Regions from separate parts of the Homo sapiens genome. Here all the other regions are linked to region 1. A link is an interaction called in ENCODE POLR2A ChIA-PET data of the cell type or tissue named here. Cell type or tissue: MCF 10A. All regions are shown on one strand. Links, peaks and the distances in the headings refer to the core of each region. The heading gives the core; the rest is flanking DNA. Region 1 overlaps LOC105372640 (a long non-coding RNA gene). Region 2 holds the start of LOC105372641 (a long non-coding RNA gene). Region 3 has its middle 86 kb from the start of LINC01522.

Region 1 (10,873 bases), core at 1,250-9,249:
CTCCAGCTCCACAACCCTCAGATTTGAATAATGGTAGCACCAGCTCCTGTCCAGATCTCCAGCTTCATGATCCTTAAACTAGAACAGCAGCACCGCTGCCTCCCTGGGTTTCCAGCTCCACGACCCTAAGACATGAATGGCAGAACCGGCTTCCCACAAGGGTTCCAGCTCCAGGACCCACAGATTTAAATGGCAGCACTGGCTCTTCCCAGGATTTCCAGCTCCACTACCCTCAAACTAGAAGAGGAGCACCGGCTCCTCCCTGGGTCTCCAGCTCCCAAACCCTCAGACATCACCTGACACACTGGATCCTCCCCACAGTTACATAGCAGCACGGGCTGTCCCCGAAAACTCGAGATCCACAACCCTCTGACTTCAATGGCGGTAGTACTGGTTCCTCCCTAGGTCTCCAGTTCCATGACCCTCAAACTACACAGCAGCACCAGCTCCTCCCCAGGTCTACAGCTCCACCACCCTCACACTAGACACCAGGACTACCTCCTCCCCGCTCTCCAGCTACACGACCCGCAGATTTGAACAGCAGCAGCGTCTCCTCCCTGTACCTCAAGCCCCATAACCCTCATATATGAACAACAGCAATACCAGCTAATGCCTAGGGCTCCAGCTCCAGGATCCACAGATTTAAACTGCAGCACCAGCTCGTCCAAGGATCTCCAGCTCCACCACCCTCAGACTAGAACAAGACCTCTACTCCCTGGGTCGCGAGCTTCCGGACCCTCGAACTATGAAAACATTGCTCCTCCCTGGGTCCGCAGCTCCACGACCCTCAAACCAGATCAAGATCTCTCCTCCCTGTGTCGTCAGCTTCCTGACCCTTGAACTATGACAACATTGCTCCTCCCTGGGTCAGCAGCTCCACAACCCTCAAACCAGATCAAGATCTCTCCTCCCTGGGTCGCCAGCTTCCTGACCCTCGAACAACAGAAACATTACTCCTCCCTGGGTCAGCAGCTCCATGATCCTCAAACTAGAATGAGACCTCTCCTCCCTGCGTCGCCAGCTTCTGGACCCTTGAACTATGAAAATATTGCTCCTCCCTGGGTCGGGAGCTCCATGACCCTCAAACTAGAACAAGACCTCTCCTCCCTAGGTCTGCAGCTTCCAGTCCCTCAAATAACAACATTGCTCCTCCCTGGATCTGCAGCTCCACGACCCTCAGACTAGAACACGATCTGTCCTCCCTGGGTCACCAGCTTCCGAACCTTCGAACTAAAACAACATTGCTCCTCCCTGGGTCTGCAGCTCCACGACCCTCAAACTAGAAAAAGACCTCTCCTCACTGTGTCGCCAGCTTCTGGACCCTCGAACTACAAAAACATTGCTCCTGCCTGGGTCTGCAGCTCCACGACCCTCAATCCAGATCAAGATCTCTCCTCCCTGTGTCATCAGCTTCCTGACCCTCGAACTATGACAGCATTGCTCCTCCCTGGGCGCACCCTCAAACTAGAACAAGACCTCTCCACCCTGCGTCGCCAGTTTCCGGAGCCTCAAACTAAAACAACCTTGCTCCTCCCTGGGTCTGCAGCTCCACAACCCTCAAACTAGAACCAGACCTCTCCTCCCTGTGTTGCCAGCTTCCTGACCCTTGAACTATGGAAACATGGCTCCTCCCTAGGTCTGCAGCTCCACGACCCTCAAACTAAAACAAGATCTCTCCTCCCTGGGTCTGCAGCTCCACGACCCTCAAACTAAAACAAGATCTCTCCTCCCTGTGTCATCAGCTTCCAGTCCCTCAAATAACAACATTGCTCCTCCCTGGGTCTGCAGCTCCACGACCCTCAAACTAAAACAAGACCTCTCCTCTCTAGGTCTGCAGCTTCCAGTCCCTCAAATAACAACATTGCTCCTCCCTGGATCTGCAGCTCCATGACTCTCAGACTACAACAAGATCTCTCCTCCCTGGGTCACCAGCTTCCGGACCCTCGAACTACGAAAACATTGCTCCTCCCTGGGTCTCCAGCTCCATGACCCTCAAACTAAAACAAGATCTCTCCTCCCTGTGTCATCAGCTTCCAGTCCCTCAAATAACAACATTGCTCCTCCCTGGGTCTGCAGCTCCACGACCCTTAAACTAGAACAAGACCTCTCCTCACTGTGTCGCCAGCTTCCGGACCCTTGAACTATGAAAACATTGCTCCTCCCTGGGTCCGCAGCTCCACGACCCTCAAACTAAAACAAGATCTCTCCTCCCTAGGTCTGCAGCTTCCAGTCCCTCAAATAACAACATTGCTCCTCCCTGGATCTGCAGCTCCACGACCCTCAGACTAGAACAAGACCTCTCCTCCCTGAGTCACCAGCTTCCGAACCTTCGAACTAAAACAACATTGCTCCTCCCTGGGTCCGCAGCTCCATGACCCTCAAACTAGAACAAGACCTCTCCTCCCTAGGTCTGCAGCTTCCAGTCCCCAAATAACAACATTGCTCCTCCCTGGATCTGCAGCTCCACGACCCTCAGACTAGAACAAGATCTCTCCTCCCTGGGTCACCAGCTTCCGGACCCTGGAACTACAAAAACATTGCTCCTCCCTGGGTCTGCAGCTCCACAACCCTCAAACTAAAACAAGATCTCTCCTCCCTGTGTTGCCAGCTTCCGGACCCTCGAACTATGACAACATTGCTCCTCCCTGGGTCTGCAGCTCCACGACCCTCAAAGCAGATCAAGATCTCTCCTTCCTGTGTCATCAGCTTCCTGACCCTTGAACTATGACAACATTGCTCCTCCCTGGGTCTGCAGCTCCATGACTCTCAAACTAGAACAGCAGCACCAGCTCCTTCCTGGACCTCCAGGTCAATGACTCTCAGACTTCAAAGGCAGCAGCAGCTCCACCCCCAGGCTCCAGCTCTAAAACCCTCAGATGTGAGCAGTGGCAGCACCAGCTCCTTTCTGCGTCTCCGGCTTCATGATCCTTAAATTAGAACAGCAGCGCCATCTTCTCCCTGCGTCTCCAGCTCCAGGAACCTCAAACTGCAACAGGAGCACCTGTTCCTCTGGGATTTTCACCTCCACGACCCTGAGGTGTCAGTGGCAGCACTGGCTCCTCCCCTGGGCTGCAGCTCCAGAACCCTCAAGAATAATCCCTTCTCATGAAATGTAGCAGTCAGGAAAACTGCAGAGGAAGTAAATAAATAAATGTTTTCTTTCAAACTGATGTTTCTTTTATATTCACACAAGTCAGGAAACTTTTCTACTTTCCATCAACCTTACAATCTACTTATATTCAATTGTAAGGTGGAAATCCACCATTTGAAATAACCTTTAAAAACTTAGTAACTCTCTTTTACTATGATTTTATCTCACAGCTCTAGAAACGATCTTTCACTTTGCCTGTGCAGAAGTCTTGTGAACATTCAAACTAGAATTTACTTGGTTGAGATTCTAGAATACACGTTATCCCCAGATGTTCCTGCCCTCCTTAAAATCTTCTAACATGTTCCCCTCACCCGAGCATAAATGCCAGGTCCTATCCACAGCCCACAGTGCCCAGCACGGCCCTGCCCTCTGCCCTGACCTTATGGTCTCCCCTCTGCTGTTACTTTCCTCCCAGACAGGCCTCTGTCACTTCCTGAAACCACACAGGCTCAGGCCTGACTCCGGGCCTTTGCCCCTGCTGTGCCCCCTGCGTGGAGCGCCTTTGCCCGGCTCCCCATCCTCCTCTCCACCCGCTCAGCTCCAGCCTGCTGGCTGCCCCTCAGTCCCCGCCCCTCAGCGGGGAGGACATCCAGAACACACGATGTCCTCCCCGCTAGGCCTTTGCACATGCTGTTCTCTGTGCCTGAAACCCCTCCCCCCTCACCATCTGCGTTCACTTTTCTAATTTCCATTCATCCTTGGAGTCTCCACTGAAATATCGCCCCCCCGCCTGCCCCCACCACTTGGACTTAACCTTGCTTAGGTTGAAAACCCCCATCTCCTGAGTCCAGGAAGCTAGATGCTGTCCTGGCACTTGGAACTTTCCCATCACAGCGTTTTGCGCACTCGTAATTTATTCTATTAGGTTGGTGCAGAAGTCATCGCAGTTTTTGTCATTACTTTCAATGAACTGCAGCGCCGGCTCCTCCCCACTTTTGATTGCCATTACCTTTACTGGCAAAAAAGTGCTGGAATTACTGCTGCACCAACCTAATAGAATAATTTATATTTATTGATCCATCATATGTCTTCCCCTCTAGAAAATAAGCTCCATAAGAATAGTGACCAAATCTACTCCAATCACTCCAGCTTCCTTGCACATTGTCAATAATTATTTACCGACTGACTGATAGAGAAATATCTTCATTGTTGCTGGGATGAGCCACATAACATGACACGCCCCTTTGAAAGTCAATGTCATGGACAGTTAGCATTTGCTTTTCACTCCTGCACCCGTGGCTTGGCTGGGCTTAGGCTGATCTAGTCTGGGCTTGACTCCAGGCTGAGGGTTGGAACCCTGCGTGCTCCACATGCCTCTCATCCTGCAGCTGGAGCCAAAGTTCCCTGGGGCACGCTCGTCTCGTGGGAAAAATCAAGAGCATTAGAGGGCAGGCCTGGCAGTGCCGACACATTCCAGGCTTCTGCCTGTGCCGTGTCTACGAACATCTCATTGGCATAAGCAATTCACCCAGACACGAGCAATACCTCCATCTCAAAAGATAGGAAAAGAAAATACCAGTGTTTTTAGGAAAGAAAATACCAGTGTTTTTAGGAAAAGACTGGGGGGTGGGGTGCAGATCTGGGCATTACGTATTCCAATTTCCTATTGTAGAAAATGGGAGCTAATCAAAGGCTTGGCTTCAATGCTTCCAGTTTAGGATCAAAGCCAAAACAACGAAATAGGGGCAATTCAAAGGAACACCCTCTTTACACCTGTTATTTTTATAAGAAATGAAAACCTTTCTTAGGAGACCTGTCACAATCCTCTTCGGTCTTTTGGGCCAGAATGAGTCATAGGGAAGTCCTCACTGTAAAGGGAGCTGGGAAGTATCTGGCAAAGGTGACTGGCATAGCCAAGGCTGGTTTTGACCAATTGTGATCCATTTCCATTTTGCCTAGAAAAAAATCCTGTTAGCAAGTAGGGTGGGGACAGCTGTTGGGTGAGCAAACATCAGCACCTCCTACTTTATCTTCTTCCACCGCCAGCATCCAATCCAGGGGACAGCCTGTTGTTCCCTCCCTCAGATGCCTCCTCTATTGGTCAGCTTGTTTTCTTCCTATGCCTGGTACCTTCATTGGCATTGCACCTTCTCTAGCCTGGACCATAATTGCCCTTAATACCCTACCTCCTGTCCTTTCTCTTTCAAAAGACTGACAGATACCTGATCTCTCAAGTACAATTCTAACTTGATTACTCCAGCACCCAACTATCTTTGATAACTCTGTCTCATCTGCCAAGTTATATACAAACCTTCTCAGGGTGAAAACCAAGGCCTTCCATAATATGATCATTGGTAAGGGAGAAAAAAAAAAAAAACAGTCCTGTTTGCATCTAGACTATGGAGGGAACTGAGAAACACAACCCTCCAGGCCATGATGCTCCTGAGTCGACATGAACCACACTCAAAGAATATGAACTCGTTCAGACAAGGCCACAAGTTGACTGTGTTTAGAGGTAGGCAGGGATAAGACCACTCTGCAGCCACAGAAATGACTGAACATGCCCCTTTTCTAACATGAGTGACAGCTGCCTCTTTACCAGTGACAACTCTAGCCTGCTTCAAGCTTCCCACTCCTGAGATAAAGTATTTAAGATACGCAATCACCAAGTTGCCCTCACTTCTTGACCTTGCCTCCTTAATCCCTTTTTGGAACCATTCTGTAGAAGCCTAGGTCCTCTAAAAAGCACTGCCCCTTCCCCCTTACTGAGATGCCCCCAGGTGGCCATGGGCGTGGGAATCTCCCTGACTGCAGCAAGCTAAATAAACTGACTGTGACTGCAGGGAAGTTCCTGGCAGTCTTAGGTGGGTGGGCTTTAACATCATGATCTAACTTTACAACTTTACAACTGTTCCCCAATAGCTTCTTTATAGTTCAGACTTTTTTTTTTTTTTCACAATCACACTTAATTCTGAACAAGTTGCTGGATCCAGCTGCTATTTTGCAAGAAATACACAGGACAGAGACAGGAATGTGCTGACTGCACCATAAATTCGGATTCGCCAAAATCCAGACTGTGAAAATCTTTATAGGTCACAGGGTTCAGGCACTGTGACAAAGAAGTTTTAAGAAAAAGACAGGCATGGAAGGGAAATCTGGAAATTTAAGAGACTTACCAAGATTTACCAAATGGGTAACGTGAACTATGCTGTCTAGGGAGCCACATGGGGGTGATTAAGCCATGCAGATTGTAGGGAGGTTGTTGACTATGAGAATCAGCATGAGGGTTACTTTTGGAGGGAGGAAGGGACAGACTGTGATTGGGATGCAGCCGTGAAGGGGACTCTGGCCAGGTGCTCTTTCTTGACTTAGTCTTGGTGATAAGAATATTTGTGTATAATATCTCACTAAGCTATACATTTTTGTGTTTTTTTTGTACCTGTGTTTGATTTTAAAATAAAAAGGCTAAAAAGAATATCCTTGAACAGTTTCATTTCTGTACATAGGAGTCTATAGACAAGGGAAGCAAGAAGTCAAGTTAGGGAGCTGTCAGCAAACCAGGAGAAGGATGATGGGGCTTAACCCACGATGACAGCGGCAGAGACCAGGAGTTGCATTCAGATTCCAATGTTTTGGAAGAAAGAACCAACAGGAGCCTCTGACACATTGAATTGAACATGGGAGAAGAAGGAGAAGCAATGTTATACTGTCACCTCTTTCTGACTTTATTGTGAACCTGGTGAACATAATGGCCAATCAAAGACATTGGAGTGGATGAGATGAAGGTTTCACAAAAGTACTAAAGAAAAAGCTATTGTCTATGGGCAGATGACACTAGTCCAGGGAGGAAAAAAACGGTAGCGAGTAGATGTTCTTTTCCACCAAAAGGTATCGTGCCTATCGTGGAAGCTCCTGGTAGACATTTGCTGGAAACAGCATAGCCCAGAGACATTGGAATAAATTTGAGATGTCTTGAAACTATAATACCCAAATCTGACTATCTGTTCAGTGCTGAAATCTGACTATCTGTCATATTTGGGTATTATAGTGTCATAAGTGAGTGTCATAAAATGAGTTAGGAGTGTTTCTTCTGCCTGTATTTTCTGAAGGTGCTTACGATCGATGTTATTTCTTAAGGAGGGCTGAGATTGTCAGCCCAACACTTCAGATATGCATTGCCCTTGGGGCAATGCCCTTGATGGGGCATCAAGACCCCGTGTCTATTTCACTTCCGAAATTCAAGATAAACAAGGCAGCCTTTTGTTGGAGCTCATTGCCCATTTGTTGAATTGAATAATCCATCTCTCCTCCTTAAAAAAGTCAAGTTCATAAAATAAGGAAGCAAGACTTCTAAATATTTTATGGGAAAAGATTGTCAATAACCAACTCTTTTACATTATTTTTATAGGTCACACTTAAATTGGCAAAATAGCAACGTGCAGGTATGTGTCTTATGAACGTCTGCTTTTTAGCAATGAGAATCCTATTTTCCTACTGGCTTTTGTTATTATTTCTGACACGTCTAACTTAGTTTTTGCTCTCTTACTAGCTATAGGGTTTTCTCACTCTGTTGCTCAGGCTGGAGTTCAGTGCCACAATCACAGCTGCCTGTCACCTTGAACTCCTGGGCTCAAGCAGTCCTCCCACCTCAACCTACCAAGTGCCTGTAGTAGCTACAGGCATGCACCACCACTCCTGGTTAATTTTTTTGTTTTTAAAAATAGAATTGGGGGTTTAGCCATGTTGCCCAGGTTGGTCTCGAACTCCCATCCTCAAGTGATCCTCCTGCCTCGGCCTCCCAAAGTGCTAGGATAACAGATATGAATCACCACACCCAGCCTGTGGTAATACAATTTTTAAGCCGACATTTTCCTGGACTAAAGGAGCTGTTGAAGTCTAGACTCCTAGGAAAATCCTGATGTCCTGCTTATAAATAGACATCCTATTTGAGCTGAGTTATTTTGCAGAAAGGCTGCCTGCAGCTTTAAATGGGCTCCCCAACCTCAGATTCTGGGAAGTTGGCAGCCAGCTGCACTAGGAGTGAGTTATGATGTCAGCTTTCCAGAATTCCTAATGAACTCCAGAGCAAAAAATGCTGTTGCTCTGCCTCCCCCAAGTCACATTTCTAGTTGATTAACGAGCAAAGGAGTAGAAAAATCTATAGCTTTGGAGAAGGAGGAAGAGTGAAATAATTTCTCCTCTAAGAAACCACAGTGCCCCGATTATTTTATTTGTTAAGAAAAAGGAATTTCATTTTCTATTTATTTCCTCCTTTAAATCTAGATTCAGACCCCCGCTTCCCCCTTCCCAGTCATAAAAAGCAGGTTTGGCTCTATACCCCTCCCTTTACCTTCATCCCTGCTTATTTGGTCCAAGATAGAAAATCCAGCCCTGCCCTTTTGGGGGCAGTTGTCTTAGCTCTTTGAGGTCTGTTTAAAATCTCATCTAGCATACATAAAATAGATCTGCAACCCTCCATTAAAAGTCATGGCCTCCTGGCTGCAAAGAGATACATCCGGGTGAAAGTTGTGGTTGGTTATGTCCAGCTCAGCCCTTCTGTGGCCCTGCCCCAGCATGGGCTGAACATCTTCCCACCAGCTGGGACATCCAGGGCAGCTGATCTTTTAGGGGAAAATCACTCTGCACAATTACCCTGCTCCATATCCCACCTTCTGTAAGGCTGCTTAGGCTAATTAAAAGTCATGCTTCTTTGGAGAAATGTCTATTGAAATCCTTAGCCATTTTTTAATTGGGTTATTAGGGATTTTTTGCTATAAAGTTGTAGGAGTTCCTTATATATTTTGGAAATTATCCCTTATCAGATACATAGTTTGCAAATATTTTCTCTCATTCTGTAGGCTACCTTTTTACTCTACTGATTGTTTCCTTCGCTGTGCGGAAGCTGTTTAGTTTGGCATCGTACTTGTCTATTTTTGCTTTAGTTGCCCATGCTTTTGGTGTTGTATCCATGAAATCACTGCCAAGACCAATGTCATGAAATTTTCCCCTATGCTTTCCTCTAGGAGCTTTATAGTTTTAGATCTTACATTTAAGGCTTTAATCCATTTTTAGGTGATGTTTGTAAATGGTGTAAGACAAAGATAAGGATCTAATTTCATTCTTTTGCATATGTATATCCAATTTTCCCACCACTATTTATTGAAGAGGCTATCCTTTCCCTATTGTGTATTCTTGGCACCCATGTTGAAAATCATCCTACCATATATTTGGGTATTTATTTCTGGGCCCTCTATTATAATTCCATTCATCTATAGGTCTGTCTTTATGCCAGTACCATACTGTTTTAATGACTATAACTTTGTAATATATTTTGTGATCAGGAAATGTTATGCCTCTGGTTTTGTTCTTGTTTTTCAAGATTATTTTGGGTATTCTGGGTCTTTTGTGGTTCCATATAAATTTCTGAATTTTTTTGTATTTCTGTAAAAATAAAATTCCATGTGATTTTGATAGGGATTACTTTGAATCTGTAGAATGCTTAGGGTAGTAGGGACACTTTAACAGAATTAAGTCTTCCAATCCATGAACATGAGACATCTCTCCATTTGTTTGTGTCTTCTTTAATTTTTCTCATCAATATTTTGTAGTTTTCAGTGTACAGATCTTTCACTTCCTTAGTTAAGTTTGTTCCTAAGTATTTTTTTAATGCTATTGTAAACTGGATTGATTTTCTAATTTCCTTTTCAGATAGTTTGTTGTGAGTATATAGAAACACAATTGATTTTTGTATGTTGACTTTGTATCCTGCAACTTTACTGAATTTGTTTATTAATTCTAACAGGTTTTTTTTAAGAGTTTTTAGGGTTTTCCATATATAAGATCATGCCATCTGCAAAAGGGAAAGCTTAACTTCTTCTTTTCCAATTTAGATGCCTTTTATGTCTTTTTCTTGACTTGTTGTGTTGGCTAGGACTTCCAGTACTATGTTGAATAGAAGTGGTAAGAGTAAGCATCCTTGTCTTTTTCCTGTTCTTCCTGGAAAAGCTTTCAGTTTTTTACCATTGAGTGTAATGTTAACTGTGGGCTTTTCATATATGGCCTTTATTATGTTGAGTTAATAATTTTTCTCTATGCCTAGTTTTTGAGTGTTTTTATGATAAAAGAGTGTTGAGTTTCATGAAATGCTCTTTTTGTATCACTTGACATGATCACGAGATTTTTCTCCTTCATTCTGTTAATGTGGTGTCTCACATACAATAGCTATATGAAAAGATGCTCAGCATCCCTAATCATCAGGTGAATGCAAACTAAAACCAAAATGAGATATCACCACACATCATTTTTTAGGATGTCTATTATCAAAAAATCAAAAGACAACAAGTGAGAATGTGCAGAAATTGGAACCCTGCTACACTGTTGGTGGGAATGCAAAATGGTGCAGCTACTATGGAAAAATGCATAAAGGCTCCTCAAAAAAACTAAAAGTAGGACTATCATATGAACCAGCAATCTCATTTCTGGGTATTTATTCAAAAGAACTGCAATTAGGACCTTGAAGAGATCTCAGCACTGCCATCTTCATCGCAACATCGTTCACAGTAGCCAAGATGTGAAATCAATCTTGATTGATGGATGAATGGATTTTTAAAATGTGATGTAATATATACATATAATAAAATATTATTCAGCCTTAAAAAAAAAGAAATCTTGCAATCTATGACAACATGGATGACCCTTGAAAGCATTATGCTAAGTGAAAAAGGCCAGTCACAGAAGGACAAATACTACATGATTTCATTTATATGAGGTATCAAAAATAGG
Region 2 (10,873 bases), core at 1,990-9,989, 60 kb after region 1:
TGGCCTGAGGACTGGCACTGCACCAACGGGTGGTGATCTTTTTCCTTTCCCACTCTAATGACTTGGATATTCGGGTTTCGTGGCCGTGTTAAAGGTCTCCCTTCTTAGCTAAGTATCCCATGTTTGCTTGCAGATTAACACCAATGGTGCCGTGACATCGAGGGACCTTTTCAGCCTGCCCAACCCTGACATTCCCATCTCTGGCCACACCTGCCTGGTCTTCTCTTGGGAACTGCCTTAACTCTGCTGTCATTCATGTTGATTAGCAAGGCTGACTCTACCCCATGACCCAGAGCTGACCAATCAGAGCAGTCCATTGCCCAAGCCACAGTGATTGGCTCAAAGGTGAGCATGCAATCATGCATGGTCATTAAATCCATGAAGGTGCTCTACCCCCAGCCTCACCAACCACCTAGCCGTAGGGGCTGCCATAGATGGCTCCTTACCCTCCCTTTAATCAGTGGCTTTGGGCCTTTTAAATTCTGAAAACATGGCTGTGTCCAAAGATAAGGGACACATGGTTTTTACCCATAATTTCTTTAGTCATGATTTCTAACAGCCCCTGCCACCAAGCCTGAGCCCCATTCTAAACGAGTTAACCCATTCTAATGAGCCAATACTTGTCACCTTAGAAGGAAGATGACAAATGTTAGCTCATTTAATCTTCAGAACCCTGTGAGGTACCTCCTAGGACTATTTTTATTTTCAGGTGAGGAAACTGAGTCACAAAGGGCTGTAATAACCCGCTGAGGGTTCCACCTTGGCAGGAATTTGAACCTGGGCAGCCCAGCCCTGAATCAGTCCTCACACCACCCATGATGCGGCCCTGAGAGCTGCTCTCAATGCCACTAGCAGAGCGATGTCACGAAGTGCCACTGTGGCTTTTACTGTACAGGATTTTCTCTCTTTCAAAGTTGACTCCATGCCAGTACTGGTTGCTCTGCAAGGTCTCTCAAATAGAGTGCCTTTGATCCTGAACCTTTTCTTGGAAGCCTCTGAAGGGCTTCACTAGTCTAGGGGCCACTGCAGATGACCATCTTTCTAGCATCTCAGCTGTCTGCTCTCATATTTCATTATCTGGTCCACAAGGCTGGTAACAAACACTCAAGATAAATTCTGTCCTCCCTCTCTGGAAAATAGAAAATACATTAAAAATCTCAGCCTGTGAAACTGAAAATTCCAGCCAAGGGGCCCATGAGGCCCCAGACTGGGAAGGCCCAGTTCCCAGGAGACAGCAGAGTCCTGCTCCGAGATAACATCACCCTTCTGCCCACACATGCAGAGGCTGTAATTATACCCCTTAACCTGGGGCTTTACTTTACTTAATGAGTAATTTGCCAAAACCATGCTACTGTTTGAGGCATGAACCTGGTGTGTGAAGGGTTCATGTGCTTCTATCCCACCTGTCATCTTCCTCTCCAACATCTGGGATCCTGGGAGAAAATGTCTGTCAACCACACAGCTGCCTCCTCACCCTCCTGCCCCCAGGTACTCTCCTGGTTTCCCCAGCATCAGAGTTAGCTAATGAAAGAGGCCTTCAAAACATTTCTCAAAAAGCATGGGCATTGTGGAAAGGGGAGAGAGAAGCTGGGTTTAGCAGTGAGCATTAGTAGGGGCCATGGTTGGTCAGAGGACATTCCACACCAAGGTGCCATCATGCAGGAGAGTTTGAGGACAGCCAGAAAGTCCTGTCTCTTCCTAAAGAGGAGACTACATTCATTGGGCCCACTCTCCTCAAGGAGGTTGCAGGAGTGAGATGGTTTATTAGGGCCAAAAATGGACCTCAGTGAGTTGCTGAATAGAAGGCCTTTGAATTGGCCAAAGCATCGTTGTTTGAGGAATAGATAAGCGTTCGTGCTCCTTTCCTTAAAGATCTTGGAAGAGACAAAACCCAGGGTCTAGCAGAAACTGCTTGCTGCCCACCCCCTATCTAGTCTTCTCTTCTTCTTTGGAAACAGAACCCCCAGTTTAACTGGATACAGGGCTCCCTAGAAGGAAGATGACTTTGCCCACCCTCCCTTTACTAGGTGAGGTCATGTGATAAAGTAAAGATCAATGTCATATCATAAGAAGTCTCTGGTGAGGCTTCAGGGTAGAGAACAGGTTCAGGAGGAATATACACCTTTTGTGCTCTGATTCCATTCCTCATTCTAGCTACCTGGAATGTGGATGTTATAGTGGTGCTCGCAGCCATCCTGGATTATGAAGTGGCCATGAGGACTAGGAAGTGAACCCGCATGGATACCGAAATCCACAAACGCTCAAGTCCCTTATACAAAATGAAGTAGTATTTGCATATAAGCTATGAATATCCATAGAGTAGCAGAAATAGGAAAGTTCTGTGGACCCTATTGACTTCATGGAACTTCCGTATCAGTCATGGACTGTTTATCTCTCAAACTTCCTTTAAGTAGAGTATAGGAGTGCATCCCTGTGTCGAAGGCTCTCTTGTATTGAACTTTCTGTTCTATGAGATTGGATCTACCCTTACTGATATAGGGGACTCATGAGGCTTCTCAGGGAGGGGCAGAGCTCTGAGGATCAAGCCAACACTCCACAGCTTGCACTTCAGGTCTCTCGTGGTCAGGGACCAACACTTCCACTGAACGCCATGCCCTCCTGCCCCAGGACCTACCAGGCTCTCCACCCAGCCTCTTCCTTTGCACCCTTCCTGTGCTTGTCATGCTTTCCCCACTTTCTGACCTTTGCCTTTGCAGAAAGTCTTGCTGGGGCCAACCTCACTACCTTCTCTCCACAAATCTCACCATGCCTCATGGTTCAACTTTTGACTTTTACCTCTGTAGTCTTTCCCAGATATTCTGGAAGATGCCTTGCTGGATTGACCTATGAGCATTGAAACCTGTCTTTCTTTTCTTGTTCCACACGGGCAAGGGTTTCTTACCCCAGGACTGTGGGATCTTTCAGGGAAGGGCTGGCCCACTTTACTTCTCTCTTTGCAGCACAGGCCTTGGTTGGGGAAGTTTCCTCCACGTATTTGCAGAACTGAACTGCTCGGGACGGTTCTGTCTCAGGTGGTCCTGGCTGGGTCTCTCCACCAGATTGAGTCAAGAGAATGTCTTTTCCAGCCACGTGCAGAAGAGAACTCAAGTTCACCTTAATGAATGCATATTTGTGACTCCCTGGGAAAGTTTAATGTGACACGAAACACACATTTTGCACACTCTGCTCCACAGCCCAGCATGCTTGTCCACTTCAGCAGCCAGACTCTGATCCTCATCACTTTTGACAAAGCTCTGTGAGACCAACCCTGCTGGCCTCTCTTCTCACTGAATCTAGCCCTCTGGTTTACTCTACCCCGGCCAAACTGGCCCCCTTGCTGCCCTCTGAACAGCCACCACATGCGTGTCCCTGTACTGGCTGTTCCCTCTGCCTGGAATGTTCTTCCCAAATCTCAGGCAAATGTTACCTCTTCAGTGAGGCCTTCATTAGCCAGCCCAGCTAAAACAGCTGCACTTCCTACACCCCCACACATTCCCCACTCCCACCACTCACTCACTCTCTATCATACTTTTCTTTCTCAGCACATACCAAAATCTGGAGTCATTACCTGTCTTTTTCTCTAGAATGTCAGTTCCATGGAATCAGGCCCACTTTTGTCTTTTCTCCACTGTATCCCCAGGACCCAGGACAACTTTTACATGAAAAATAAATACTGACTTACTGAGTGAACAAGTGAATGAATGAATGGGTGAGTGAACAAACAAGGTGAATTATTCTACCTCTTTCAAACTGTGACTCCAAGCAAGTCAGTGCACCTTGCCAGCCTCACTTTCATCTGCAAAGTGGTGCTAATTAAAGAGAGATTAGATTCTTTTCCTCCAAAGCTTGTACAAAGAGAAGCTGTTGCTAAACCACGCATTGTTATGCAGAGGTTATTTAAGCCAATTAAATTAAGCTGTCACACTAGCCCTGCCAGCACTCTCCAGCTCGTTCACACGTGAGTGGGTGGTGTCTTGCCCAACGTCCCGGAGCAGGTCTCTGCAGAGCTGGCTTCTGGGCTCCTTCCTGGGCTGCACTGCAGCCCGGGACATCATCTACTCAGAGGTGTTGACTGAGCCCCTATCCTGTGCCAGACATTGACATATGCACTGAGGCTACAGCCGTGGAGAAGCCAGACTCTCCTCTGCAAGAGCTTGATCTAGTGAAAAAACAGGTGCTGGACCAGCAGGAGAGACAACAGTGCACAGGAAACATTTCTGAGCTGGGGCGAGTTGGCTGGGGCAGCAACCCAGGCAGAGGGCTTCTGGAAGGCCTCTCCAAGGAGGGGGCTGGATCCTGAAGGGTGGACAGAGATTAGCCAGGGAGACAGGAAGGGAAGGCTCATCCAGTGAGGGAACAGTACAGGCCAAAGCCTGAATCATGAGAGAAGGGTGAACACAAGGAAATGAAGGATGGCGGACCGTAGACAGGGGAGAGACGCCATCATGCTTCTGGCTTCAACAAATCAGAAGGGTCCAGGGATTCAAAGGGGCAGAGTAGACCCAGAGACCCATGAGGCGGCCCCAGAGTGGTCCAAGCGTGAGATGGCGGTGCTTTGGACTGGGTGTTTGAATCTTTTTTTAGTAACAGCTTTATTGAGAGATAATTTGCATATCATGATGTTCACTCTTTTAATGTATACAGTTTTGTGCTTTTGATTAAACTCGGGAAGTTGTGTGGTCATCATCCCTATCTATTCCAGAGCATTGCATTATCCCCAAAGAAGCCCTATACCCATGAGCCGTCACTCCCCATCCACTACCCTCCCACCATAGGCAGCCACTGCTACTGTCGGCCTCTGTGGATTTGGCTGTTCTGGTCATTTCATGTAAGTGGAATCAGACGATATGGGATCTTTTGTGACTGGCTTCCTCTGCTTAGCATAATGTTTTCAGGGTTCATTCACGTGGTAGCATGTGTCAGCATTCCATTCCTTTTTGTGGTAGAATAATAGAAATAGAATAATACTCTGAATGCATATGCGGTAGTCCCTTGGTATTCGTAGAGGACTGGTTCCACGAATCCTGCCAGCCTCCCTTCTCACTGAATCTGCCCCCTGGTTTATTCCACCCCAGCCAAACTGGCCTCCTTGCTGCCCTCTGAACAGTTACCACATGCATGCCTCTGCACTGGCTGTCCCATCTTGGTATCCTCATGGATATCCCCATGGATACCAAAGTCCTTGGATGTTCAAGTGCCTGATATAAAATGGAGTAGTATTCACATTTAACCTACACAATACTCCCGTATACTTTAAATCATCTCTAGATTATTTATAATTCCTAATACAAGGTAAATGCTACATAAATAGTTGTTATACTATATTATTTAGAAACTAATGACAAGGAAAACTATCTATATATGTTCACTACAGACATGATCATCATAGGACTGACTATATTCTTGATGTATAATTGGTTGAGTCCTAGGATGTGGAACCGTGGATATGGAAGGCCGACTGCACAACTTTTCATTCTTTTTTGTTTGTTTGTTTTGTTTTGTTTTGTTTTGTGATGAAGTCTCACTCTGTCACCTAGGCTGGAGTGCAGTGGTGCGATCTTGGCTCACTGTAACCTCCACCTCCCAGGTTCAAGTAGTTCTCCTGCCTCAGCCTCTCAAGTAGCTGGGATTACAGGGGTGTGCCACCATGCCCGGCTAATTTTTTTTTTTTTTTTTTTTTGTATTTTTAGTAGAGACAGGGTTTCACCATGTTGGTCAGGCTGGTCTCAAACTCCTGACCTCAAGTGATCCACCTGCCTCAGCCTCCCAAAGGGAGCTTTTCATTCTTGATCCATTCATCAGTTGATAGACATTTGGGTCACTTCCACTCTGGGCTATTATGAATAATGCTGCTGTGAACATTTGCATGCAAATGTTTGTGTGGACGTGTGTTTTTGTTTCTGTTGGATATATACCTAGGAATGGAATTGCTGCATAGTGTGTGAACTCTGTTTAACTTTTTGAAGAAGCATCAGACTGTTTGCCTGAGTGGCTGCACACTTTGCATTGCCACTGGCAATGAATAAGGCTTCTGGTTTCTCACAACCTCACCAACACTTGTTATTGTCTGTCTTTTTGATTTAAGCCATCTTCGTGGGTGTGAAGCGGCATCTCATTGTGGTCATGATTTTCAGTTCCCTAAAGATTCCTGATGCTGGGCAACTGCATGTGTTTACTGGGCATCCTCATATCTTCTTTGGGGAAATTCCTGTCCCTCTGCTCCCCCAAGTGGCTGCTAGGTGGCTGCTTTCTATAGCTGCTTAGTTGAGGTGGTTGGTTTTCAAGGCTACCACGGAGCTGGGGAGATGGGGATGGGTTAGGGCAAGTTGAAACAAAGCTTGTTCTTTCTGAGATTCAGCATTTTCCTGAATAAACATCCTTGTACAGTTTAAGCCTTTGGTTAATATCCAGAGTTCTGAAAAGTCGATTTTGACAGTTGCTTTTTGGCCAGTGTTCTTATTGTTTTATGGAAGAGTAGATTTGGGAAGGTCTTTACTCTGCTATTCTGGAAGTGCCTTTAATTGAAGTATCCATAGGAGTTAATATCTATTAAGGGCTTACTCTGGTGTCAGACACTTATCTAAGCATTTTGCATATTTAATGCCCCCACAGCCCAAGGAGAAATGTATTATTATGTCCATTTTAGAGATGGGGAAACTAAGGCATTCAGTGACTAAAGGTTAAGTGACTTGCTAAATATTCCCCAGCTGGTAAGCAGGTGGGGCGGGAAGTGGGTGGGAAGAGGAGGAGACAGCAGGCCTCTCTCTGGCTCCAGGGCCTGTGCTTTGACCACCTCCCGTCCTGTCCTCTGGCTGCTCATAGAGTCAGGAGGGGCCTAGGAACCCAGGCCAGCTTTTCCCCAGGGTGGGGAAGGAAGGATTTTGCAGCTGGGGAAGAACAAGAGGCTTTCCTTGGTGCATGCCTCACTCTGCCTAGCTCAGCCATACATGCTGTAAAGCCAGCCATGACCTTTCCGGACCAGGGGTTGGAGTGGGAAAGGAGGTGTGCACTGGGTCAAATGGGCAGCAAAGAAGGCAGGTGCCCTGCCTGTGAGTTGGCAGTCAAGGGAGCCTCCATGCAGAGTCTCCATTCCCACCCCACCCTCGCCCTCAGTCAGCTGCCACAAGTCAGCCCACTCCTGTACCTGCTGCAGCCCAGCCCAAGAGCTCCAAAAGCTGGGGCTGTGGAGCACTCTCACTGCTTGGCATTTTCTCATTGGTTTGATTTGTTGTTGGGGTCTGAGTGTTAGATCAGGGAGGGCAGGTCTTGTGTGTTTAGCTTTTTTTGTTTATTGTTGCTTAGCTTTTTTTCCATTGCACCTTGAACGATGCCTGGCACATAGCACGAGCTTGGTGACCATTTTGGGGTAAGTGAATTGATTCATTCACTAAGAATTAATTTGCTAAGAATGGGCTGTCAACCTAATATAATCAACAGGGTCAGAATCTAGTTTAAAGAGAATTTATTTAAGTGCAAAGTGTGAGGACAAGCTGCCTAGGAAGCAGAGATTCCAAAGAATAGAAGTCAATGTTCCAAACTGTAGAAGTTTGGGATTTTTATATAGACAAAGCTTAGGGAGGCTTAACAGAATTCCAATCTCTTTCTATGTAAGGCTTAATGCATAGTTAAAATGATCTGATTAGTTGAGATGGCTTTTGTTTTCCAGAAAGGTGAATTTAACATTCTCCATGGAAGATGTAACTGTCACGGGGTCTTGGGCACCATCTGGTCTGAGTTAGGTACAGGACAATAAAGGAGACAGTTAATCTATAACAAAGATCAGTGATTGGAAGGAGGAGAAGGTCTGTTCTTTGGTCTCTCTTAGTCATTTATAGCAACGAGAACAATGAGGAAGACAGTTAAGCTCTAATCTAAGAAGCAGAACTGCAAATATGCAGCCGTGGCTCAGTCGCCAGGGCTTAACTTCTCCCATGGCATAATACTTTTAGACAGTTCTAAAATTTTATTTTCTTTTACAGGGCTCACCTGAAACAATTATATTTTAACAAGGCAATAGTAAGAACAACAACACCAATTCCCACCGAGGGCTAACTCTGCCAGGCACAGTTCCAAGTGCATTTTGCATATTATCTCATTTAATCCTCTGCTGATGTGATCGTGTTATGTGTTATTATGTCCATTTCACACCTAAGCTCTGTGTTTGTGCTCCGAATTTCCATGGAAGGAGCCACTCAGTGCTCTAACACTTGGTGTGTGAGTCACCCCAGAAGTTCCCTCCCATGTCCCTGCTGGAGTAAGAGGTGCTATGAGGCAGTCTCTCCTGCAGGGTCTTGGGCCTAGCAAAGTCCACTAGGCCATTGGCTTCCAGGCTGTCTTGTCCCTGCATGAAGACTGAGGCCGCTTTGGGGAACTTTCTGCTGCTAAAAGTTAATAATTCTTTAAAAACACACATCACATACTATGGGCCTGGCATTGTGCTAAGTGCTTTAGATATGTTAACATTCCATCCCCAAAACTCTGGAGTGAAGTAGGTGCTATAATTATCCCTGTTTTTTTAAATGTGGAAACAGAGGTGCAGAGCAGCTAAATATCTTGTCCAAGGTCACACAGCAAAGTGGCGGAGACAGTCTGGCCTCTAGGTCTGTCCTCTTTACCACTGCTCCAGACTGTCTTTTGATGAAACTGCCCCTCACTGGATATGAAGGGAGACAGAGATGGTGACATGGCTGGAGAGGGTGACAGTTTCCCCATCGCAGCATCAATGTGTCAGTTAGGACTTGTTTGGTTGCAAGCGGCAGGAAGCCATCCCCAACAGGCTCAGCTTGAAGCTGTTTTACTTCAGGCATGGCTGGATCTAGAACCCCAGATACTGGAATTAGGACCAAGTCTCTTTCAGGGTTCAGCTAGGATTACCTCTGTGGTGGCTGCATTCTCAGGCTCCATGGGTTGGCAAGGTGAGTGTCAACAATTCTGCACCCTTGATTAATCTCACCTATAAACCCCGTGGGAAGAGACAGTCTTTCTCTAATCCCTCCGGTGAAAAGCTTGGAATTACCTGTCTTTGAATCTGATTGGATAGCCTTGAGTCAGGAGCCCCCCCCCCTCCCCCGCCCCCCGTTAACCAATCATCATGGATAAGGGAATGAAGCAGTTCTCTGATTGGTCAGTCCTAGGCATTATGTAAAGGCCGACAGCCAGGTGTGGGCCAGCTCCAACTGGGGCGACTTGTGGAGGGTGGTTCCTGGGACAACGCCCATGCCGTGATCAGGAACGGGGTCAGCAGGAGTCAGGTGGGGAAGTGCCAGGTGTCCACTGCCACGACCAACACGTTACTCACACTCACGGCACAAGAATGGCCTCTGTACCCTGTGTGTAGGTAGGTCAGAAGCTTTTTTGTTTGTATTTTATGACTTTTATAGAGTTATGATGACATGTATTTTTCTCAAATTTTCATAGCTGTCTCTCTAATGAACTACAAAGTAGGGCGTTCATGGTCCTTCTGGGAGGTGTGTGACTAATGCGGGAATTTCAAGCACCATGACAGGGCGAAGGGAGCAGAAATTCTGCAGGAAAACCGGGGGGCGGGGAGAACAGTGATGTGACATCATTAGGCTGAGAAAGAGGTAGATATGGGTCCTCGTAGCAAACAGGAATGACACTGGTTAACATTGAAGGTACTCTCTCTCAAGTGTGTCAGGCTCTGTCCTAAGCTTGACCTGCATCCTTCCATTGGAACTTCCAGACGACTCTCCGAGGTGGTGTCCCATTTCTCTGTACAGGCATATCCAGGCACAGTCGCTTGTATGTCTGAGACCTCAAGCTGGAGAGTGCTGATGGCCAACATGCTGGTCACCTCTCCACAGTCCTTCCTCCTCCTGGACAACACCCCTGCTCTCTCTGGATGGTCCTGAGCTAAGCCCGGAAGGTGAATCACAGGGGTCTAAGTCAATCGCGGGATCCCACCTCTCTGCCTGTGATTGGTGGACATTGAGCCACTTCTGACCAATGACGTGCAAGGGATGTGCTTGGGGGATTCTGGGAAAATCTTTTCTCTGTAAAGAGAGGGGGCTCATGAGGAGCATGTTTTCTCCCCTGGCCTCATCCCCTCCTGCCCTGGGCATTGTCACCTGACCCCTCCTCCCCACCTCCACTGCCACCACCTTAATCCAAAGCACAGCATCCTGTGTTCGTTTGCTTGGAATATTCTGGTCTTCTCCTCCCTGGTCTCATGCAGCCCGAGGATTCTGCTCAAATCCAAGTCAGGCCGTGTTGCTCCTCTGCTCGGAGCCCTCCAGGGATTTCCCATCTCACACTGAGTCAAAGCCCAAGACCCCATCACTCCCCACAGGACCCCACTGACCCCCGCCCCTCCCCGCACCCTCCCCTGCGTCTCTCCCTTCCACTCACTGTCCCAGCCACCCTGGTTTCCTCACAGGCCCTTGACCTCCCCGGCAGCTCCGTCTCAGGCCTCTGCACGAGCTGCTCCCTGTGCAGGGAATGATCTACCCTAGTAACCCCCATGGATCCCTCCGTCCCCCAGGTCTCTGTTCACAAGTCTCCATCTCCACTAGGCCTTCCCTGTCACAGTGTCTAAAATGCAACCCTCCCCATGCCCTGGGCCCCCACCTCTTCCCAGTTTAGTTTCTCTGATACACTACCTGGTACACCGAGCTATTTGGTTTGCTGTTCCGCTTGCCCAACCAGAACAGCAGCTCTACGGCGGCTTTGTCTCCCTCATGGGCCCCCTTTTGGGGCCTGGGGCAGTGCTGGGCACGTGGCTATCCCCAAATAAATAATGACTGAATAAGTGAATGAATGTACATGGGGGCTGTGACAATGTGTGACCATGAGGGATGCCTTGGGGGCCACATGAGGCCAGAGGAGACTGGGCAGTGGCTTGGTGACTCTGTGG
Region 3 (10,873 bases), core at 980-8,979, 54 kb before region 1:
GGGCTGGGCTGGAGAGATGGGTCAAGTCAAGGTGGAGAGGATGTGTTGAGATGCTATGGCAGACTGCGGTGGCTCCTCGTCGCCATCTGTTTTCCTTCTTTTTTATTAGATATTTTATTTGCCATATGGCCATATAGAATCAAAACTCCATTTTCCATCCAGGCTTGCTGGTAGATGTGGCTAAGAAGTTCTAGTTGGGGGAATATAAACCTATTTGTTGTGTCCAGATTCTGAGAGGTATCTTAAGGAGTGAGAACATTCCCTCTGTCCGTCTGCCAGCTGGAATGCAGACTCAGGCGTCTGATCTGGAGCCGTCACCTTGAGCTATGAGTGAGAAACCCTTTGCTGATCATGGCAGAGTAACAAGCTAGAAGGAGCCTTGCTCCTCGATGGCATGGGGGCCGCTGTATTAGCCTTAGGCTGTCCTCCTTTACATAAGACAGAAGGACACTTTATCTTGTTTAAGGTACTGTCCATTTCGGGGGGAACTCATAACTGAACAAAATCTCAGATCTCATCTCAGAAGGCGTCTCTGAGCTAGAAATCTTGGGGAGATTCAGAAGTGTAATAGGTAGTTCCTGTGTCCAATATGATTAGGTGTCCTGGGGAAAACTTCATAAACTTTGAGCAGGAGGGTGTGGTGCAGACTGGAAGAGGTTTCAGGGTTTTGAGAAAGGTGGTGAAGGGTGAGAACTCTCTCACCCACCCCAAATACGCTGCTTCAACTTGAGGATTACTGTGAACTAAAGGTGCTTGAAAAACAGCAGATGCAAGAAGAGCATTCTGATCTCACATTTTCTTCCTGAAGATGGGAGATAAAAATTCCCATGGGAAAGATGCCCTCTTTGTGCCAGGAGAAAAGAAACATTCTTTGATGGGGAGTCCTAGCCGAGATAATTCTGTACAGACCTTGTTAAAACAACTCTTATCTTTTCAGCCTCCCCACATGAGTGAGCTGCTTTTTCACAACTTACTGTTCTCTGTCCAATTTCACTATCTGAGGGACTGACTCTGCTTCTTTGGGTCTTCATTTCCTTAAGATGGCTCCCATGCCACATAAAACTTGTACTAAATAAATTTGTATGCTTTTCTCCTCTTAATCTATTTTAGGTCGATTTCATTCTAGAGCCCAGCTGGAACCCTAAGAGGTTGAAAGTGGAGTTTTGTCTCCTCTGCAGTGGACACTCAAAGAACTAGCCAGGATGGGTTGGACCTGGGAGCAGAGAGACCATGGCTCCCTTCCAAGGCTGGGAGAAGGGAGTTGCCACTCCTTCCCAATCAAACCATGCCAAGAACGAGGCTTTTGCAGGGAAATCAGTGCAGATGAGAACTTACCAACAGTTAAGATGAATAAATATATCCAACTGCCTGGCCCATGTCAACACGCAACAATTATTTGCTAAAAGAAATAAAAAAGGGGCCGGGCAGGGTGGCTCATGCCTAGAATCACAGCACTTTGAGAGGCTGAGGCAGGCAGATCACTTGAGGCCAGGAGTTTGAGACCAGCCTGGCCAACATGGTGAAACCCTGTCTCTACTAAAAATACAAAAATTAGCCGGGTGTGGTGGTGCGCACCTGTAATCCCAGCTACTCTGGAGGCTGAGACAGGAGAACTGCTTGAACTCGGGAGGCAGAGGTTGCAGTGAGCCAAGATGCACCAGTGCACTCCAGCCTGGGTGATAGAGTGAGACTCCATCAAGAAAGAGAGAGAGAGAGAGAAGAAAGAAAAAGAAAGAGAGAGAGAGAAAGAAAGAAAGAGAGAGAGAGAGAGAGAAAGAAAAGAAAGAAAGAAAAGAAAGAAAGAACGAAAGAAGAAAGAAAGAAAGAAAGAAAGAAAGAAAGAAAGAAAGAAAGAAAGAAAGAAAGAAAGAAAGAAAAGAAAGACTGACTGCATGAACAACAGCCCAGGAAACACAAGAGAAGTAGCGTGGAGTAGTGGCCAAGGATGGGTGCTAGAATCTCAGAGCCTATATCTGTATATCAAGATGTCTCAGGCCAATGCCTAAAAACAGTGTTCAATAAATATCGAATAGTAATATTACTACTGTTATCACAATTGAGAATAACTGAGTGTCAACCAGCTGATCTGCTTGCCAATGAAGGGACTCCAGGATCCTTAAGTCACTTCTATTTTTCTCCACTTCCCTGGCAACTTTTTCTCCAAGACTAGATCGATTCAACACTCCTCCAAGTCCTGGGTTAACCTCAGTGGCCCTCTGCCTCCCATTGTGATCACCTTCGTCCACAGCAATCTTTTCCTTCTCCGACAGCACATTATTACCTTGTCATTGGGCACTTGAAGTAGACATCCTTTGACATCCTCTGTGAATGTTACCTTATTTCATTCCTTGTTTTCCCAGCATGTAATGGGCAAACAAGGCCCTTCAAAAAACAGATCTGACCCTGTTGACTTCTGCAGACACATCTAGCATCTCTTTCAACTTGAAAAATCATGTCTATATTCCTGCATTCCTAAGCTACCAGCTAAATTTTTTATAAGTTTAAATTTATATTTGGATGTAATTATATATTTATAAATTACATATATATTTTATATTTTTAAGATATTTACTTGTGTAAAATAAATAAATAAATGGGTAAAATTTTCAGCATATTGTAAATACTGGATATTTTAAGAGAAAACCGTAATATAACTTAAAGTATGTCCAACTGAGGCTCAATACGATTGTGATTTGATACCTGTCATAATTGATTTTTAAAAAAATACATACAGGAGCTTCTCATGGTTAGGAACTTTTCATTGTTCTTTATTCCCCTTGAACTTGTACACCCCTAGAAGAATTTGATCATAATGTATCATAGTTTTATTCTTGGAAGTTTTTTTTATTGATTACTCTATCACATATCACTGACTGCAACAAAAATATGCTCATACATTTACATTTAAATTTAAAAAATGTCTCTGACTATAAGTCTTTACATTTTAAAATAAGTTTTTTTTTAAACTTATCATTATGGATGATCATTCTGGTTGTTCGCAGAACACAATTGATCAAAGCAGCATAAGTATGGCAGAGCTCAGGATAAAGAATTATTAATCTGAAAAAAGTAAAATTATTTGGCTATTCTTCTCTTAGTATGATAGGTGGGATTTTTTTTTCCATTAATGTATTCATGAATATTACTTGTTATTTTAAGGAGGCAGTTTCATCATCAATTTTATTCACACCGTTTTGTTTTTATTGGTGTAAGCACTGAGCATTCGTTCACATAAACAAGCAGATGGGAAAGGGGGGCCTTCTGTTGGAAGCCACGCACTTGTTTGGACTCCTTCCAGGTTATGTGCCAAAAATCACACAATGATTTATCATAAAAATATTTTTGATAATCTATGAGCTGACATCCCTATTAGGTTCCTCTTCAATTTCAGTGAAAGTGAAGAATTGAAAACAATTTGACTGTAAAGGGATGTGGTTCCAGTTATACACCCAGATGGGGTACCCAGTTGTCAGAGATGTTTGTGTTCTCAATGCTCAGGCTAATATTTCAAAATGTGTCTTTGCCTGATGCCCTGAAGGACTTTTCCCAGGAGGGGAAAACGCCTTTGTAAGACGCAAGCTGGGTGATGGCTTTTGTGTGAGGACGTCTTCCACCATCCACCCTTCCCCATCCTCCTTCTGTCCTGGGAGGCTGGTTGCATGGACCACAGCAATGGGCTCCCTTCTCTGCTGCTTCCAAGTTATGTTCCCTGCCAGTGGTTGGAGGTCAGGGCAGGGAAGAATAAAGTTGGGCTCCATCTGTGGGATGACCCAGGGTGGCTGCATCTCTCTCAGGAAGGTCACAGCTCCTTCACATTCTACACAGCCTCTCCTGTCTCCAGATTCTGGAAACCTCTTTCTTCTCTAACTCTGCACAGGGCCCCACTAACCCTAGAGAGCTGCACTATCCTTTGTGGCTTTCTTTACTTCACCCACACCTTTATAAACATTTCCTGTATTAAACTTTCTTCGAATTACCCAATTTGAGTGTGCTTTCTGTTTTGTGTTAGTATCCTGACTGATAAACCCATTTTTTAAATTATACTTTAAGTTCTGGGGTACATGTGCAGAACGTGCTGGTTTGTTACATAGGTATACACGTGCCATGGTGGTTTACTGCACCCATCAAGCCATCATCTACATCTGGTATTTCTCTTAATGCTGTCCCTCCCCTATCCCCCACCCCCACAACAGGCCCCAGTGTGTGATGTTCCCTTCCCTGTCTCCATGTGTTCTCATTGTTCAACTCCCACTTTTAATATAATGAAAGAGGGCATTTGTGAAGGAGGAATTGAAAAATAGGATACATGTAGGTAGGGGGTCTGGAAATTGATGATCTTAAAACTGTCTATGCCTGTGAACCCTTAAAAAATTGTCATGTATCCCCAGAGGTGTGAGTACTCCAATCTGATGATGGCCGATCTGTGAGTAAGTTCTTTGGTGGGGATTTGTGAGATTTTGGTGCACCCATCTCGCTAGCAGTATACACTGAACCCAATTTATAGTCTTTGATCCCTTACTCCCTTCGCACTCTTTCTCCCTGAGTCCCCAAAGTCCATTGTGTCATTCTTATGCTTTTGCATTCTCGTAGCTTAGCTCCCACTTACGAGTGAGAACATACAATGTTTGGTTTTCCATTCCTGAGTTACTTCACTTAGAATAATAGTCTGCAGTCCCATCCAGGTTGCTGCAAATGCCATTAATTCATTCCTTTTTATGGCTGAGTGGTATATATACATACATACACATAAATATATGTATACACACACGCTATATATATATATGTGTGCGTATATATATATCACAGTATATCACAGTTTCTTTATCCACTTATTGATTGATGGGCATTTGGGTTGCTTCCACATTTTTGCAATTGTGAATAGTGCTGCTGTAAACATGCGTGAGCAAGTATCTTTTTCGTATAATGACATCTTTTCCCCTGGGTAGATACCGGGTAGTGGGATTGCTGGATCAAATGGTAGTTCTACTTTTAGTTCTTTAGGGAATCTGCGCCCCGCCCTCCCTGCCACCATTTTCCATGGTGGTTGCACTAGTTTACATTCCCACTAGCAGTGTAGAATTGTTCCCTTTTCACCACATCCATGCCATCTATCATTTTTTGATTTTTTGATTATGAGATGATGGCTGATCTAATGCCTGACCAACCACCCTGTTCCCTTCACTCTATAGTGGTAAGGACATGGTTGGGAACCAAACAAGCATTAAAGAAAGCTGGCAAATGCCTTTTCACAAATGCCAGATGATACAGGTGAAAGCTATACAGCATGGTGTTTGTCCAGCACCTTCCATCCCTGCTACTACCCGGCCACACCACCACTGCCCTCATCTGCAGGGGAAGCAAATTCCTCCCTTGAGCTCATGGGTGCAGTGGGGGCTGCCTCCAAGAAGCCAAGACCCCATGATTGCCTGCTTGAGTCTAGCACCAATCACCATTGAACAAAAGCCCATCTGGTTTATCCACCAGGTTTTTTTTGAGCACTGAGTTAGAAATTCCAGGCAACCCATTGAGAGTTCTTTATTGCAGCAGCGGGCAACTGATCTACGATAACATGTAAAAAGATAAGGGTCCCCAGGCGATGACAGCAGCTGCAGTTTAAAGTTGAATTTGGAGTTATTAAAGCGTGTGCTGCATCCACCTGCAGGAGGCAAGTGACGATCTCAAATCTCCCATCCCTGAGTTGGCCAGAACCCCCAAGGTCAATTGCCCAACATACTTGGTGCCTCTGAGACTTGAAGTTCCTGGCAGATGGCTGTGGGGTGCGCCTGCACTAGCTGTCACTGTGACTCATCCCTCAGGGCATGTCAGATTCTGGCATTTATTTTCATTTATTAATTAATTTTAAACAATAGCAATCTCAGAGCCTCTTAGATTGTGACCCATCACAACATTAAAGCTGGTCGAGCCACTCTCTAGGGCCAGGGTTTTTGTGACAGTTTAGATTATCATTAAGCAAATATTCACTCTCTCCCCTTCACACTGCAGGTGGAGAACACTTCCCACCCTGCTGATGTTTGGCTGTGTGACTTGCTTTGACCATTTGGAAGTCAGCAGAAGTGATGAGAGCAAAGGGATTAAATGTGCAGCTTGGCTCACTCTTGCTCCTGGGGATCTGCTGTGATGAGCGTGTGCTCTCTTTATAACAGGAGCTACTGTCCCTTGATACTCGGTCCAGTGCGCACACGTGTGGAGCAGATCTGAGCCCAATCCACAGCCTGCACCCTATCCAGCAGAGCCCATGTCGCAGAGCCCGGGTCGCAGAGCCATGAGTCACCTGTGAATCTGCGCGTGTGAGAATTAGTGCTTATTTTGAACCACGGAGATGGGTTGGCAACAACTGACAAATCACTGAGTTTTCAAATTCTGCTCTGTGGAACTCAACGGAAGTCATTTTCAAAAAAATGGTTTCATTCATTCACATATTTATTAATTCACTTGCTTATTCTACAAACACTTTATTGATCACCCTAGGTATCGTGCACTGTTCTAGAGAGACTCATCCATCTCAGCTTATCTGGGCTGCTTTTTGATCTTCCTGAGAGAATGGAGGGCCTGTGTGTGCACATTGGTAAAGTGCTTTGAAAGGAATGAATCCAGCAGATTTCACAGCCCCTTCTCCTCTGCAAGGCTGTGTAGCCTTCTCTGAGGCTAGCTGGGGTTGGTGTGGGCGGGAAGGAGTCTTGCTGCTACCCGAACAGACTCAGATGCTCCCCTGCCTCCATCTCTGCATTAAATCAGGGGCTGTCAAGGAGGAGGCAGGCACAAGGCGATGTTCGTCAGCTCCCGGAGGGGCAGGTCTCTTCACATCTTGCCTGGGTTCATTGGCTCAGCCACATGCTGGTCGACCTTGTTTCTGTTTTCAGATAAAGAAAATGAGGCTCTTTTTCTTTCATCACTTTGTCCAGTGAACTTAGGAGCAACCAACCAACTTCATTATATTCCTTGGTTCTCCACGTAGGGTCAAAGATATCAGGTATAGAGTCATTAAGCTCCTGCCTCTCATGAGCAGTGAATCAGGAGTATCAAATGCATTTATTTTGCAAGAACTATCGGTGTTCTCCATGCTATTAGAAGTAGAGCCCTTAGCATTTTTGAGTCTAATCATATTAAGCAGCCAACTCCAGAAACCCCCAAATCAACAAAAGAACTCCATCCTTAATACTCTGTTCCTCTAGAATTACTCCTGCTACCAAAATCTGTATGAGTCAGGGTTCTCTAGAGGGACAGAACTAATAGGATAGATGTATATATAAAGGGGAGTTTATTAAGGAGTGTTGATTCACACGATAACAAGGTGAGATCCCACAGTAGGCCATCTGCAAGCTGAGGAGCCAGGAAGCCAGTCCGAGTCCCAAAACCTCAAAAGTTGGGAAGCCAACAGTGCAGCCTTCAGTCTGTGGTCGAAGATGCAAGAGTCCCAAAGCTGAAGAATTTGGAGTCTGATGTTCAAGGGCAGGAAGCATACAGCCCAGGAGAAAAATGGGGCCAGAAGGCTCAGCCAGTCTAGTCCTTCCACGTTCCTCTGCCTGGTTTTATTCTAGCCGAGCTGGCAGCTGATTCAATGGTGCCCACCCAGACTGAGGGTGGATCTGCCTCTCCTAGTTTACTAACTCAAATGTTAATCTCCTTTGGCAACACCTTCACAGACGCACTCAGGAACAATACTTTGCATCCTTCAATCCAATCAAGTTGACACTTAACCTTAACCATCATAGAGGATAACAACAATTCACCCAATTCTTGGCCCAGGGAAAGAGCAGGAGCCGCACTCACATCTCTCAAATCTCAGTCCCATGTCCTTCTCTTTGCTCCAAATGCCACTTCCCTGGAGGATTGTTTTTAAGCCCCCATTCCTAGTCTCTGAAAACAGGGGGCTTTGGCTCAGACACCGTGGCCTCATCCTTTCTTCAGACTATGTTTGCTGAGCTTCCGTTATGTAGCAAGTGCTGGGAATACAGCAGTGAAAAAATGAATTTCCTGTTCTTGAGGATGTGTGGAAGAACAGAGATCAGGAATGACACACAATCTATCTGGTGACCATGAGCTCTGTGGGGGAAAGCTAAGTAGAGTAGCTGGGGGGTTCCTTTGTTAAAGGTGTTTGGGGAAGGCCACTCTGAGGATGTGACAGCCAAACACAGACCCGAAGGAAAGGAGGGAGCAAGCCAAGCTTATAAGAGAGTAAAAGGTGCTCCAGGCAAAAGGCATAGCTGCACAAAGACCCCGAGGCAAGACCATGCCTGGCCTGTTGAGGAACACAGTGTTTACTTACTGGAGTCACCCAGGAGAGCAGCATGCTCTGTGTTCATTCTGCGCCTTGTTGCCGTCTCAGGACTAAACTGCTTGCATGAAGTCCAAGGTCTGTTAATTAAAAATGTAACAAGGGACACCCCAGTGTCTTCAGAGTAAATCTTTACAACTGAGAGTTTGTAGCTGAAGGCAACTAAAGCGGTTCAAAGCGAAGGGCGATTTGACAACGACATGGCTAGATTCACCAGCAGGGCTGGGCAGGACCACCTGCTGGGGCTCCAGGACCACAGACATGACATTCCCAGGGTGGGACAAGAGAACAGCTGGGGAGGCTGTCACCCCATCAGGGCGCCTCCCTCCCCCCAACAGTCAAACATAAAAAATAGATTTTTTATGACTCCTCCCACCACTCTGTGCTATGGACACGAAAGAACTTTGACCACTGCGACCCTCAACCCCTGGCCTTTGTCCTGAAATAAACAAATGAGTCCTCCCATCTATTACCCACCCCATGTGATGAAGTGGGCTCCTAGGAACATCCTGCATCCAAGTGGCAACCACAGTGCTTGTTTCAATTACCTCTTATTTATCCCACTGGTTAGGGAGGGATGTCCCATCCTAAAGCATATGAGATGGCTGAACACACGATGCCCAACACTGGACAGATGACCTTGGCAGCAGCTCATCAGTCACGTCTACTAACACCCTGGGGGAGGAGGGCATCACACGCCGTGCAGGGCCATGCAGGGTTGTGCTGGGGGGCAGAGAAAACCAGCCAAGGCTGTGGATGGCAGGCTTTGTGGCAACAAGAGGTTGAGGTGCCCCTGGTCCCTGCAGGAGGATGCAGTTGGCTTGTTTCAATAATCTGTGGGTTGGCAGAGAGGTGCATCCATGAGGTTGAGGACCAGATGTGGTACAGCTGGTGTAGCCGGTAGGGGAACTGGCCAGGTAGAGACTCTTTCCTTTTGGGTGGGTGACATATCTGGTGAGGGCAGGAGAACTCATGGTTAGGCTTTTGGGTTTCTGTGAGGCTCAAAGATGTCAAGGCAGCATGTGACATTTGAGACATCTCGCTGTGCCTAAACTGTTTACACAAAACAGCATGGTCCCTGGCGAACATGTTTTTCTTCTGGGAGTCTGGAATTTTGGTACATGCCAGGCCAAGGCTGCCCCATAACCAGCCCTGAATAAAAATCCCAGGCACCAAGTCTCTAATCATCTTCCCTGGTAGATGACACTTCCCAGGCATTGCCACACCTCACTGCTGGGGGAATTTAGCACATCTTGTGTGACTTCAATGGCAGAGACCCTTGGAAGCTTGGGCCTGACTTCTCCCAGACTTCACCCATGCACCATTTTTCTTTGTTGATTTTGCTTTTTTCTGCAATACATCATAGTCAAGAGGATGACAACATGCTGAGGGTTGTGAATCCTCACAGTCAGTCCTTAGTCCTGTGAGTGGTCTTGGGTACCATACACCTTGCCTTTTCTGGATTCTAAGCCTTTGCTTTGGACCTAACACCTCATCTCATCTAACACCTGACACCAGCCCTGACTTTTAGGATGATCTTACTGATCCTCAGTACTCTGTTCAAATCTCACCTTGACCAAGAATTCTGAAGAGTTTTTACCCTCCTTAGAATTCTATAGCCTTTGATATCAAAATCACCTATCGGGCATGGTGTTATAAATGATCGTCATCTTCCTTCCTAAGAACCATCCACGTTTTGAGTTCTGTGACAAGTGTCGATTTATGGCAGCCCCTAGCCTGGAAGCCAAGATAAGATGACATAAAATAAACGTTTTTACATTAGTTTGCTCTGTCCTCAATGCTCTGTATTCACTGAAAAAAGACTTTTGAAGATAGAATCTTAATAGATATCAAATTATTATCTAATTTCAAAATATTTTGACAATTCTTCATAGACACAGCTATAGCAAAGTATGTCTGTCAGTGATAGTGCCTACAACTGGAATTAGTCCTAGAACTGTGAATCCTATTTTTAAGTGTGATTAGAATTTTATTCTTTAGAGCCTGGTTGTTTTAAGTCATTAATTCAGTCATCAAAAATTGATGGAGTGCCTACTAAGTGCCACACACAGAACATTCTGGAATTTCAAAATTAACAAGATTTATTATCTGCTTTGGAAAGATTTGGTAGCTATATCTGGTAGTTTTGGCAGTTTTTCTGTGTTTATGTGCCTACCCAGTATCTAATCACCCATGTCCCTTCCTTGTAATACTCTCTGTGGATATCATCTGTCTTCCAGGTAGCCCATGACTCAGAGGGGAACTGACCTGACCCCCAACTACAGCAGTACACCCGGATTGGTCTAAGCTAACTAGAGTAATCCTACTTTAATGAACCAATGATTCATTCAGTGAAACCAGGCTTAATCCAATTAATATATAATACTCTCCCACAAGGTGGCCCAATCAGTGAAAAACTCATATTTTCTTTGGAAATCTCCTTCTGAATGTGAAAGGCACGGTTATCTGGATACCAGAACTGCTGGGTCATTTTGGAAGGCCAGGCTGAGGATGAGGAGAAGGGCCCAATACAGAGTATAAAAGATAAATTGGAGAGGGAACTTGATCAAGCCGCTC

The links. ChIA-PET counts read pairs that join two places held together with the same protein. Peaks named below come from ENCODE experiments on the same cell type or tissue, not always from the same donor. Only the 100,000 strongest peaks of a DNase experiment are listed, where the experiment ranks them.
Region 2: POLR2A ChIA-PET joins it to region 1 with 11 read pairs; 2 of 35 experiments call an interaction of 5 or more read pairs at or near these places.
Region 3: POLR2A ChIA-PET joins it to region 1 with 15 read pairs; 2 of 35 experiments call an interaction of 5 or more read pairs at or near these places.

The regions. Positions count from the first base shown.
Region 1 is chr20:48,123,649-48,134,521 of GRCh38, forward strand. LOC105372640 (a long non-coding RNA gene) reads left to right here. Exons shown (of 2, transcript XR_936803.2): 2 at 1-3,166. Among named protein-coding and RNA genes, the nearest start is that of LINC01522, 140 kb to the left of the region's middle. RefSeq lists an enhancer at 2,326-3,211. In MCF 10A, for the core only: no CTCF peak of the experiment used is centred there; DNase peaks (open chromatin) are centred at 4,529 and 4,973.
Region 2 is chr20:48,183,154-48,194,026 of GRCh38, forward strand. LOC105372641 (a long non-coding RNA gene) reads left to right here and starts at 9,169. Exons shown (of 5, transcript XR_936809.4): 1 at 9,169-9,337; 2 at 9,741-9,886. In MCF 10A, for the core only: CTCF peaks have their summits at 6,241 (motif pointing left) and 8,359; a DNase peak (open chromatin) is centred at 6,238.
Region 3 is chr20:48,070,213-48,081,085 of GRCh38, forward strand. No RefSeq gene overlaps it. Among named protein-coding and RNA genes, the nearest start is that of LINC01522, 86 kb to the left of the region's middle. RefSeq lists a silencer at 6,035-6,220. In MCF 10A, for the core only: no CTCF peak of the experiment used is centred there; a DNase peak (open chromatin) is centred at 5,749.